Regions from separate parts of the Homo sapiens genome. Here region 1 is linked to region 2. Evidence: chromatin loops called from intact Hi-C (ENCODE). Cell type or tissue: mammary epithelial cell. All regions are shown on one strand. Each heading gives the region's core, and the rest is flanking DNA. Links, peaks and the distances in the headings are about the cores only.

Region 1 (9,035 bases), core at 6,536-9,035, 120 kb before region 2:
TTTGAGATGAGCCTGGCCAATGTGGCAAAACCCTGTCTCTACTAAAAATACAAAAATTAGTTGGGCATGGTGGTGCATGCCTGTAGTCCTACCTACTTGGGAGGCTGAGCCTTGAGAATCACTTGGGAGGCTGAGCCAGGAGGCAGAGGTGGCAGTGAGCCAAGATTGTGCCACTGCACTCCAGTGTGGAACACACAGCGAGATTTCATCTCAAAAAATAAAAATAAAAAGTCAGGCACAGTGGTGTGCGCCTGTAGTTCCAGCTACTCAGAAAGCTGAGGTAGGAGGATCACTTGAGCCCAGGAGCTGGAGGCTGCAGTGAGCTATGATCACACCACTGCACTCCAGCCTGGGTGATAAAGCGAGACCTGTTTCCCCCGGCCCCCAAAAAGGGAAAAAGAAATGAGAAATAACTTTGATATTTTAAAATATGAGGCCAGGTACAGTGGAGCATGCCTGTAATCCCAGCACTTTGGGAGGCCAGGGTAGGCAGATTGCTTCAGCCCAGGAGTTTGAGACCAGCCTGGGCAACATGGTGAAACCCTGCCTCTAGTAAAAATACAAAAAATTAGCTGGACATGGTGGCACATGCCTGTAGCCCAAGTTTCTTGGGAGACTGAGCTGGGAGAATCACCTGAGCCCAGGAAGTCGAGGCTACAGTGAGCCATGATTGCTCCACTGCACTCCAGCCTGGGCGATGGGAGTGAGACCCTGTCTCAAAAATAAAATAGGAAGTACTAACTTATTTGCTTAGCTTTGGCTTCATTTTAAGTATATTTGTATCTTAAGCTTTATCATTCCAAGAAATAGATCTATATTGCAGTGTCTTAAATATTGATGTTTTCTATTTCTCTTGATCTATCTTTCCAGGTTATAAAACATGGAGGCTGGCTCAGTGGTTCGAGCCATTTTTGACTTCTGCCCTAGCGTATCAGAAGAACTGCCGCTCTTTGTGGGAGATATTATTGAGGTGCTGGCAGTGGTGGATGAATTTTGGCTTCTAGGAAAGAAGGAGGATGTTACAGGTAAGTAAGAGACTCATAGTGGACCACAGGCCCTGACTTCTTTCCATATTAAAAATAAAGGCTGGCACTGCACTCCAGCCTGGGCAACAGAGTGAGACCCTGTCTTAAAAAAAAAAAAAGAAAGAAAGAAAGAAAGAAAGAAAATTATTCCTAGCTGGGCACAGTGGCTCATGCCTATAATCCCAGCACTTTGGGAGGCTGAGGTGGGTGGATCCCCTGAAGTCAGGAGTTCAAGACCAGCCTGGCCAACATGGTGAGATGGTGAGACCCTGTCTCTACTAAAAATACAAAATTTGCTGGGTGTGGTGGCGCGTGCCTGTAATCCCAGCTACTCAGGAGGCAAGGCTGGAGAATTGCTTGAACCCAGGAGGTGAAGATTGCAGTGAGTTGAGATTGTGCCATTGCATTCCAGCCTGGGCGACAAGAGTGAAACTCTGTCTCTAAATAAGTAAATAAATAATAAAAATAAAAATAAAGGCTGGGCATGGTGGGTCATGCTTATAATCCCAGCACTTTGGGAGGCTGAGATGGGAGGATTGCTTGAGGCCAAGAGTTCATGACCAGCCTGGTCAACATAGCAAGACACCATCTCAATAAATAAATAAGAAAGGATGGGAGGTAGGGAGGGAGGAAGAGAAAGAAAAGAAAGAAAGGAAGGAAGGAAGGAAAGAAAAGAAAGCTAGCTAAATGGGAAGCCCAAGTCAATAAATTTCAGAATCCTTTTGTGTTTACCTACTGTATTCATATGTGGTCTCTACCAGTTAGGGGAAGATTTCTGTTACCATTCCATCTCTGTGTTGATTCCTTCAAGAGGTTGCACCACTAGACACCAGCTGCCCCAGCCCAGGTTTCTATCCAAGTCTTTGTCTTTCACCCGCTTTCCCTTCCCAGGTCTTTATCCTTTGTGTTCAGTGCTATTATTCCTCTTCTCAAAACATGTTATTCCTTTCTTCATAACCCTGTTGTTTACTACTGCTTTCCTTTTTTTTTTTTTTTTTTTTTTTTTTTGAGACGGAGTCTTGCTCTGTTGCCCAGGCTGGAGTGCAGTGGCATGATCTCGGCTCACTGCAAGCTCTACCTCCCAGGTTCATGCCATTCTCCTGCCTCAGCCTCCGGAGTAGCTGGGACTACAGGCACATGCCACCACGCCTGGCTAATTTTTTGTATTTTTAGTAGAGACGGGGTTTCACCATGTTAGCCAGGATGGTCTCAATCTCCTGACGTCATGATCCGCCTGCCTCGGCCTCCCAAAGTGCTGGGATTACAGGTGTGAGCCACCGCACCCGGCACTACTGCTTTTCATAACCAGCTTTATGATTTGTGGAACACAAGGTGCTCTCCACCTTGTTTCCTCTGGCTGTCTTCTTTGAACATTTTCTACCCTTTCTTTCATTCTTCACTTGATCTTAGGCAAAAGGCTGAGAAGTGATCTTTCTTTCATTTTCTTCAAAGGAGCATGATTCATCCTGTTCACTCCTTCTTGGATCCATGGCTGGCCCAAATTTATTAAAGTTATCCCTTACCCTACATGGTACCTACCACCCACATTCCACGCACCTGGTTAGCTTTCTTCAATTCTGTAAGATATATGTTCACATCGATTTCTTTCATTAATAAGCCTAGGGAAGGGTGGAAGCTTTTCCCACACCACATGCATCTGTGTTAATCCAATCCTTAACTTGCATGTACTCATATTTATGTAAGTCTGGGTTGGAGTCCTTCGAGCACACTCTGTTGACACTTAACCCACATTTGGGAGATAAATTATTTCCCAGTAGAAATGGTATCTCAGCTGAGACAAAAATGATGAGAAGGAGTTAGCAAGGAAAGATGGTAGGCAGAGAGGATTGCTTGTTGAAGGTCCCTGGAATGTGAGAACACAGGGGACCTAGAGAAGTTTAGTAGGGCATGAGGTGTGAGTGGTTGAGGGAGAAAGGTGGGCTGGAGAGATGAGCAAAAGCTGGATCATGGGAGACAGAGTATGCCATGGTAAGGAGTGAAGAAAATGGGAAACCCTGAAAGTGCTTTGAACATGATCAGATTTGAATTTTAGAAAACTCACTGCTGCAGACTTAAGAATGATAGAAAGGGACAAAACTGAAGGCAGGGAAGCATTTGGAAGGTCGCTGCAGTAATCCAGGTGAGGGATGGTGATGGCATGGACCAAGGTGGTGGGTCTGGAGATAAATATACCCAGAGACAGAAGGTAGAATCAATCAGACTTTCTGATACTTTCCAACTGGCAGGCCCTGTCTTTCTCCCACCACCTATTAAAACCTTGTCCACCGTCAGATTCAAATGCTATTGTTTTCATAAAGTTTTTTATGTTCTTCCTGACCTATTACCTACCTTTTCTGAACTTCCGTAACAATTTGTGTACTTACGTTATGATACCAGATTTCAGGATTGAATTATTATTTATGTCTGAATTCGACTTTTTGTCTGAACTAGGTTTTTAGATCTTTGAAAACCAAAACTGTCTTATGTTTTCCTCTGCAGCGTGCTTTGCCTATAGCAGCCCCCAGTAAATGCGTACCAAATTGAATTGCATTCTGTCTGTCCTGCATGCATCTAGTTTTGTGCACTATACTTCTTCTCCAACAGATTCTCCAATTATGAGTATTCCCTGAGTTTTCAAGTTACGGTCTATACATGGACTCAGAAGAAAAGTTTTTGTCCTTGTACACAGACGGGAAAAGAAATCTCAGTATTAAAATTTAATATGTTTGCTTTTATTTTCAGGACAATTCCCCAGCAGTTTTGTGGAAATTGTGACCATTCCCAGTCTAAAAGAGGGAGAGAGGCTGTTTGTGTGCATTTGTGAATTCACATCCCAAGAGTTGGATAATCTTCCCCTCCATCGAGGTAAGCTGCTCATCAAATAGTAGACTATTTGAAATTAGATTTTTGGAGTCTGCCCGTTTCGACAACCAGATCCTTTTTGAATTTGTGAAGTGGCTTAACCTCTAGAGAGTCCTCGGCAATACCAAATAGCGTGGACGTAATGATGCCTTATAGTTTAGTACCATTTTAAAATTTCCAAGGTATTTTCTCACAAATATATTCTCATTTGATCCTCAGCACAGACCTGGGAGGTAGGAAAGTGGGGATTATTAACTGTATTTTATAAATAATGAGAGCAAAATTCAAAGACTGTTGGCCGAAGGTGGGAAGTCTTGGCCTCAGAATATGAACTGATCATATTCTAAGTCCAGTGTTATCTTTCCAATGCCCCCATGCTATAGCCACACTTCAGGCTCATGCTCTCTCTCTCTTTTTTTTTTTTTTTTTGAGACAGTAGTCTCACTCTGTTGCCCAGGCTGGAGTTCAGTGGTGCGATCTCAGCTCACTGCAACCTCTGCCTCCCAGGCTCAAGCAGTCCTCCCACCTCAGCTTCATGAGTAGCTGGGACCGCAGGCACGTGCTACCACGCTGGGCTAATTTTTAGTATTTTTGGTAGAGATGGGGTTTTGCCATATTGCCCAGGCTGGTCTCGAACTCCTAGGCTCAAACAATCTGCCTGCCTCGGCCTCCCAAAGTGCTGGGATTACAGGCATGAGTCACTGCGCCTGACCAACTTCAGGCTTTATTTCTCTTTTTTTCTTTTAAAAACTGATACGGGGCGTGGGCGGAGGGAGAAAAAAATAACTGGGTACGGCTTTGCTAACAATATTACCATTTATTAATGTATAATAGTAGAGCAGGAATTTTGATGTGGAAATTAAGAGATAGGTGCAAAACATCCGCATTTTACTACTGTCTTATCAGAGCCAGTTTAAAAGGAAGTGATTTAAAACAGATAGTCATACTTAGCCAGGCATGGTGGTATGCACCTATAGTCCTAACAACTCAGGAGGCTGCAGCAAGAGGATCGCTTGAGTTGGAAGCGTCAGTGAGCTATGATCACATCACTGCACTCCAGCCTGGGTGACAGAGCGAGACCCTGTCTCAAATAAATAATACATAAATATATAAATATAAATTAAAACAGGTAGTCATAGCTATCTCTCAGTGATTTTCCAAGTATTTCTCCCTTCTTGCACTCTGATTAGATGAACAAACTATAAACCATTTCAACAAGTATCCTTAAGTCCATTCTGCATAAACAGAGAAACCAGTAGTGTCTAAAAGACAGAAGCTTCTGATCAATCCAATTTTGTGATGACTCAGTCATCAAAACAGTAGAACTTATTAGGTGTGTTATTAATATCATTACTTGCTCTTTGGCATATGGCACAAAAGGGACAGGCTTCATTTCTTAAATCATGTACACACATACCCACACACACACACACACACACACACACACACCCAGAAAAACCTATCAAACTTCTCTAACCCTTAGTGATAAGAATGGAATAATGGATTTTGACCTTAATCCTCAAAATCTATTTTGAGAATTTCTTTATTTTTAGATTTTGTTTTATTTTGTTTATTTATTTATTTGTTTGTTTTTTGAGACGGAGTCTCATTCTGTCGAGGCTGGAGTGCAGTGGCATGATCTCGGCTCACTGCAACCTCCGCCTCCCAGGTTCAAGCGATTCTCCTTCCTCAGCCTCCTGAGTAGCTGGGACTACAGGCACCTGCCACCACACCCAGCTAATTTTTGTATTTTTAGTAGAGATGGGGTTTCACCATCTTGGTCAGGCTGGTCTTGAACTCCTGATCTTGTGATCTGCCCACCTTGGCCTCCCAAAGTGCTGCGATTATTTATTTTTTATTATACAAATTTTATTTTATTTTTTAAGACACAGGGTCTCACGTTGTTGCCCAGGCTGGTCTGAAACTCCTAGCCTCAAGTGATGCTACCACCTCAGTCTCCCGAGTAGCTGGGATTACAGACCTTACTTAACTTTAAGAAGTATCATTAGGATTGATAAGAGGCTGGGTATAGTGGCTCATGCCTGTAATCCTAGCATTTTGGGAGGCCAAAGGCAAGAGTATCCCTTGAGCCCAAGAGTTTGAGATCAGCCTGGGCAACATGGCAGGACGCTGTCTCTACAAAAAAAAAAAAAAAAATTAAATTAGCCAGGCATGGTGGTGCATACCAGTGGTATATGCCTGTGGTCCCAGCTACTCAGGAAACTGAGGCAGGAGCCTGAGCCCAGGAGGTTGAGGCTGCAGTGAGCTGTGTTTACGCCACTACACTCCAGCTTGGGCAACAGAACAAGACCTTGTTTCAAAAAAAAAACAAAACGTATTAACGAGAGAAAACGCCACCACGCTCTGTTGTTTTGAGAGTTTCTTACACTTCACTTTATACTCAGTCTCTACTTCAGCTCTATGCTTTCTTGTTAATCAGTGTTGGGAAGGTAGACAGAAATAGATTAAGAGATTATAGCAGGGACCTTATCTGTCCTTACTCATAGCTCTCCCAGTGGAGTCTGTAGTCCATATCTGATGGAATGGAGAAAGGACAAGAGTACAGTGGCTTCCGCTGAGCTGTTCAGAGGATGTGGGTAGCATGAACTTTTCTTAGGAAGCATGCCATCCGAGAGATTCTCAGAAAGAATCTGGCATCGTGAGTCACCTGTCTGAAGACTGACTCAAGGTCAGGCCAGGACCTGGAATCTAGATTTTATCTTGACTACCTTTTAACCAGTTAAGCCTAATAAGCTTAAAGATGTAAGTGGAATCCAAAGGAAGAGGATGTGGGCAGGGGGATACACTGGGAAAGAGAGACTAGAATGAGATGTACTAATTATCCATGGTTTTATCTTGTTCTCCTCTCTGTGATAATCTACTGCCAGTAAACACACTGACCAGTCAGCTTTCCTTCTATGCCTTTCACGTTTTTTTTTTAGCTCTGTCTTTTAATTTGGAAACACAAGGCTTGGAGGATGGAGAAGTTAGTTATACCTATGCAATTTGCCTTTTTCTGGGAAACTTAGCTTGTGCACAAATGATTTTAATTTCTCTTTTTGTATACGTGACAAGTCACATCAACAGGTATTTACTGGTGGGAAACAAAATCACTAAAAAATGAAAGTATTGTTTTATGCCAGATATGCAAGTTTATCAGACTTGCATCTAGGTTTCCTGTTTTTTAAGTCTAGTGCTTGGGATGGCGCTTCAACTTCCTAGACTGAAAATCACTTTTTCCATTAGATCAGTGTGTCTGTAAATGAAATGTTGATGATGGAATAGGTCAGGAGGGGATTTGGAAACCTTAAGAGTATGTGGGGCCAGGCATGGTAGCTCAAGCCTGTAATCCCAGCACTTTGGGAGGCCTAGGCGGGTGGATCACCTGAGGTAAGGAGTTCGAGACCAGCCTGGCCAACATGGTGAAACCCCATCTTTACTAAAAATACAAAATTAGCTGGGCATGATGGTGCATACCTGTAATTGCAGCTACTTGGGAGGCTGAGGCAGGAGAATTGCTTGAACCCGGGAGGTGGAGGTTGCAGAGAGCCAAGATTGCGCCACTGCAGTCCAGCCTGGGCAACAAGAGCGAAACTCCATCTCAAAAAAAAAAAAAAAAAAGTATGTGAGATAATGTTTGAGATCTGTTGTGTTTTACCACGTGCCTTTTTAGTTCACTGTTACTTACTTACCTTTAAGAAGTATCATTAGGATTAATAAGAGAAAAAATATATGTGTAATTTATAGATGTCTATATGTATTTAGAGCAGGCAGTATAGCTTAGGGGATAAGAATTCTGACAGGCCTAAGTTTAAATCCAAGTCCACCACTTAATAGCTGTGACCTTGGACTAGTTACTTAAGTCTCTCAGCCTCAGTTTTCTTATCTACAAAATGAGGATAATAATATAATACCTACCTCAGGGTGATTGTGAGGATTAGATGAGGTTGTACATGGAAAGCATGTGGTAGTAGGTAAGCGCTCAGTAAATGCTAGCTATTCTTATTAGTCTTAACCTGGGCGCCTGGGCTTCATTGATGTGCTTTGGGTATCTTGTTTCTGGGATAAGTCTGTGAAGTTTTGTGTGTCTGTTCTCAGAGAGATTCTATGTGAAATCAGAACCACTGATCTTTGTTCCAGCAGATGTCACCCTTCTTCCTTTTCCTGAAGCTATGTAATTGTTTTGGACTATTCCTACTGTTTTGAGTTAAAATATATATATATATATATATTTTTTTTTTTTCCTTGGGCTGGAGTCTCACACTGTCGCCCAGGCGGGAGTGCAGTGGCGCAATTTCTGCTCACTGCCACTTCCGCCTCGTTGGTTCAAGTGATATTCATGCCTTAGCCTCCCGAATAGCTGGGATTACAGGTGTGTGCCACCACACCCAACTAATTTTTGTATTTTTAGTAGAGACAGGGTTTCACCATTTTGGCCAAGCTGGTCTCGAACTCCTGACTTCAAGCAATCCGCCTGCCTCGACCTGCCAAAGTGCTGGGATTACAGGCATGAGCCACCACGCCTGGCCTCGAGTTATATTTAAACTGAGAAACAAGTCTGTCTCTTAGAAGAAGAATCAAAACAGGTGGCCAGTGCCCCTGACTATCCTAAAAAAAAAACAAAAACAGGAGAAAAGAAAGGTGGGGGGTGGAGGGGAGTAAAGAACAAAGCCAAAATAAGAGATTAGTGCAAGGAGGCTGGGCGCAGTGGCTCACGCCTGTAATCCCAGCACTTTGGGAGGCTGAGGCGGGTGGATCACGAGGTCAGGAGTTTGAGATCAACCTGGCCAAGATGGTGAAACCCCATCACTACCAGCATGGTGGCAGGCACCTGTAATCCCAGCTCCTCGGGAGGCTGAGGCAGGAGAAATTGCTCGAACCCGGAAAGCAGAGGTTGCAGCGAGCCGAGATCGCACCACTGCACTGCAGCCTGGGCGACAGAGCAAGTCTCTGTCTCCAAAAAAAAAAAAAAAAAAAAAAAAGAGAGAGAATAGGACAAGGAAAAGACAGAGAGGAGAGAAACAAGTTAGTGCATATTATGACAAGTGATAAAATATCACTAATAATTGCCTCACGTAAGACAGAATCCTCATCCCTTGCCTATAACCTGCCCCCTCAAACAACAGGCCAATAAAAAATAAATTGACC
Region 2 (4,093 bases), core at 1-2,500:
CCTAACACGAGGAACACGAGGAGTGGCCCCCTCACATCCTCTCATTGCCTGCAGGGGTAGCAGGCTATGGAACATTACCTCAGGTTGCCACCAGCCTCTGTCACTTCGTGGGATAACCCAAGTTGCAGGCTGGCCACAAAAGACTTGAGGTGAGCCAGCTCCAAGGCCTTCCAAATCTCCTCATCTGAGTAGTTGTTGAAAGGGTCGAGATTCATCCTCAGGCTTCCAGAGAACAGGATGGGGTCCTGCAAGTGAAAGGACAAGGGGGCTGTTGGGGCTCATGCCAGAAAAGGACCTCGGAGTTCCTCAGGACTGGGAGATGGTGGATAGGACTGGCCTGAGATGGATTCCTGAGGCAGGAAGCTGGTTTGTGGTTGAGCTTCCGCAAGGTTTTCCCTCCTAAGGCTCGGAGTGGCTACCAGCCAGGGGCTAGGCACAGGGTTAGAAGTCCTCGGTTTATTTTTTGTTTTTGAGGCTTTCACTCTGTTGCCCAGACTGGAGTGCAGTGGCACAAACACCGCTCACTGCAGCCTTGACATCCTTAGCTCAAGTGATGCTTCCACCTCAGCCTCCCGAGTAGCTGGGACCAGAGGCACGCACCACGATGCCTGGCTGATTTTTTAAATTTTTTGTAGAGATGGGTTCTTGCCATGTTGCCTAGGCTGATCTTGAACTCCTGGGCTCCAGTGATTCACCTGCCTCGGCCTCCCAAACCCATAATCGTGATTTCAAGGTAGAGGGATCAGAGGAGGGTAGAGGAAAGAATAGTACAGCTGCATGAGAAGAAGGTGTCACGCTTTTGAAGAGGCTGGAGAAAAGACTATCGAACTGAGCAAACACCAGACAGACCAAAACTACCCCCAGAGGAACTGGGCTGCAGTGGGCGGAGGAGGAAAGGTTCTCCTGAGGAGCCGCTGCGGGGAACGGAGAGGCCTCGCGGCAGTCCTTATCTGGCAGGATCCAGAGAGGAAGCCGAAGGGAAATCTTTCTTGCTGATGCACGAAGCGTTCCGCTTGCTGGCAGAAACCTGCAGCAAATTCCCTCCTCTATCTTTTAACCATAGCAAATGGGGAGTATAAAGCTTAATGGCTTCAAGCTTCAGCGGCAAAACTGCTAATGCTGATTGCAAAAGTCTTGCAAACCGTGATGGGCTATAGCAACGCTAAAGAATCGTCTGCTGTACTTGACTTCTGTTGTGTTGCTGCCACCTAGTGGTCAGATACAGGCAGCCACAAATGCATATTACCAAACATTTCAAAGTTCTGGAAATGACGTGTCCATCCTAGGGAACTAGCTCAAGTATCCCGAGTAGACCGTGGAATTGACAGTGCTGACTGAACAGACATCAAGAAGAAGCTGCATATGTTTCCTGTAAAACAAGCTGCTCCCCACGGCATGTGCCCGAGTAAGTTCTAGAGCTCACCTGGGGGATGATGGTCAGCTTCTCTCGGAGGTCGTGGAGCCCAATGGAAGCAATATCTACTCCATCAATGATAATCTGACCACCGGCAGCCTCTAAGATTCTGAAGAGGCAGTTTGTGAGGGATGACTTTCCAGCTCCTGTCCTGCCCACCACACCAATCTGCGAATATAGTTCCCTTACACATTAGTTCCACAAATAATTCTTGGGGAAAAGTTATTTAGCCTGGGCATTCACAGTCACAGGAGGTAAGAGGCAGTGACTGGCTACTCCATCTCTAAGATATTAAACTGATTTTGGTTTTGGTGAGGAAAAAAGTACCCAGATGTCAGAAAAAGATGCCAAAAATCATTGTTTGCTGAGAACTATAGTCACTGTTTGAAATGGACTCTCTTGGCAGCTGTTGTTATAATTATTATTGGAAATTATAGATAAAAACAAAATCCTTGTTTAGGCCAGGCGTGGTGGCTCATGCCTATAATCCCAGCACTTCGGGAGGCCAAGGCAGGCAGATCACCTGAGTTCAGGAGTTCAAGACCAGCCTGGTCAATATGGCAAAACCCCGTCTCTACTAAAAATACAAAAAAAATTAGCCAGACATGGTGGCGTGCACCTGTAGTCCCAGCTACTTGGGAGTCTGAGTCAGAAAAATCACTTGAACCCAGGAAGCAGAGGTTGCAGTGAGCCAAGATTGTGCCACTGCACTCCAGCCTGGGTGATAGAGTGAGACTCCATCTGAAAATAAATAAATAAATAAATAAAAATAAAGAAAAAAGAAAAATGCTTGTTTAGAAGTGAAGAAGGGAAAGATTAGGTCTGCCACCAGCTGAGAGCCAGACTCTGATCTGGACCTCAGCGTCCTTGCTCATCAGACCCCAAGTCCTCGGAGAACAACAGCACCTAAGGAGGGTGCCTGACTTTGAAGACTGGGAGGAGAACTGGGCCATTCTTCCTTCAGGGACAACCTCCACACTGCTATTCTCAACAGTTCCTTCACCAGGCCTGGCCGCCCCCTTGTTTCCTTCCTGACTTCCTCTCTGCATACTGTGGACCTTATAGGAAAGGGGCCCTGGTCAGCTGGCTAGGAGGCAGGGAGGAGCTGAGCAGAAGGCCCCGACAGCTGCGGTAAGTCTGTGTGATCCCTGGCTGCTATCCTTCCCTCTGATACTGTGTCCCCACACCTCCCCAGGGCAGAGGAAGTGCCCTGACCCTTTCCCTCCATCCAAATGATGAAGGCTTAGGGCCCAGCTGCTCTCCACTCTGTCCAATTGTTGTTTGATCACAAGGCCTCCCATCCAGGCCTTCCTTCACTCCACCTACCTTCTCCATGCTACCGATGTCACAAGTGATCCCTCTGAGGACCAGATCCAGCTCAGGTCGGTACCGCACTTGGTAGTTGTTAAACTGGATCTTGCCTTTGCTGGGCCAATCTGGCGGAGGCCTCTTATCAGTCACCCAGGGTGCCTGGCAAGGAGACAAGATGAGAAGTAAGTTTTATAAGGTGGCAACTCAGCCGAACAGTCCACCCAGGACTCGTGTCATAGAACAGGAGAAGGGTAGCAGTGTCCCAGCTACCTAATGGCCTCTGCATTTAATAGGCTGAACTAGACTTGCACTTTTGGAAAGTTCCTACCTTATTCAGTTAAAGAAAAATACACCATGAGCTTGTGCTGTAGATCTCCTCGGTATGTTGCAAGACCCGACATCCCCTAAACCATTTCCTATTCTAAGTTTGAAGAAATTAGGTCCTTTGAGTTAGAGGAAAGGAAACTTTAGGGACCCATTATGGGCCCATGTAAAATATGGAGAAATTCTAAAGATGCACTCTCGAAGGAGTTGCATGTTGTTTTTGCCTTGTTCCTGGATTTTTCCAGTTCCTCCTTACCTCATTTTCCACTTTTGTGTACTCAGTTATTCGCTCAACAGCCACAATGTTGGTCTCTATTTCTGATGTCATCCTCACCAGCCAGTTCAGGGTTTGTGTGATCTACAGAAAAACCAGAAGACTGAAAATCATCATAGGCACAGAAACCAACTCAACCACTCAAACCACAAGGACAATCCAGTGCCGACTTTGTACCCAGCACTGTGCTGGACTCTACAAGGGAGTAAGGAAAAGTGTAAGAAAGACAATCCTTGCCTCCTTGGGGAAGGAATTAAGAGCAGTGCATTGAATGGCTGCAGACTAATTAGGTGCTCACGCGAAGGGCAATGTGAGTGTCTAGTGGTTTGGGACTAAAGCTGGAATTTGAGAGTCTGGCAATGGGTGGAGTGGGAGCAGAGCTCAGGCCTCCTGCCTGGATGCCTAGTGTTCTTTGTGAATCAGGGAAAGGCATGATCCAGGCCAGGGAATCTGTAGATTACTCAGATGCAAACTTCTTTCAGAAAAAGACTCAGGAGTTTGCATATATGCACAGAGAGTTCTTGTTGAGCAAATGGTGGTTAAAGAAAGGGAGCCACAGAAAGCAGAGGACGGAATCATGGGGACTCAGAGTATCCACTTTGTGTAGATTGAAGCATATGTAATTGCCGGTGTTTGAGTCATTTTGTTTTGGTTCAATCTAATAGTTTCCTGACTATTTGCCTTGTCTGTCCTGGGCTAAAAAGCCTAGAAATGGGGGTATGAAAGGGCAGTGACACAAGGAACTAAGTGACTCTAGTGAATAACAAAGT

What was found. Peaks named below come from ENCODE experiments on the same cell type or tissue, not always from the same donor. Only the 100,000 strongest peaks of a DNase experiment are listed, where the experiment ranks them.
Region 1: a loop joins it to region 2, with 15 times the contacts of the local background. A loop is called at or near these places in 12 of 110 quality-filtered maps.

Annotation. Positions count from the first base shown.
Region 1 is chr10:99,963,970-99,973,004 of GRCh38, reverse strand. It overlaps DNMBP (dynamin binding protein), which reads left to right. Exons shown (of 17, transcript NM_015221.4): 2 at 871-1,025; 3 at 3,768-3,890. The coding sequence starts at 881. Among named protein-coding and RNA genes, the nearest start is that of DNMBP-AS1, 41 kb to the right of the region's middle. In mammary epithelial cell, for the core only: a CTCF peak has its summit at 8,032 (motif pointing right); no DNase peak of the experiment used is centred there; H3K27ac peaks cover 1,281 bases.
Region 2 is chr10:99,843,113-99,847,205 of GRCh38, reverse strand. ABCC2 (ATP binding cassette subfamily C member 2) reads right to left here. Exons shown (of 32, transcript NM_000392.5): 27 at 3,306-3,407; 28 at 2,741-2,884; 29 at 1,424-1,582; 30 at 79-245. Among named protein-coding and RNA genes, the nearest start is that of ABCC2, 63 kb to the right of the region's middle. In mammary epithelial cell, for the core only: a CTCF peak has its summit at 1,208 (motif pointing left); a DNase peak (open chromatin) is centred at 1,215.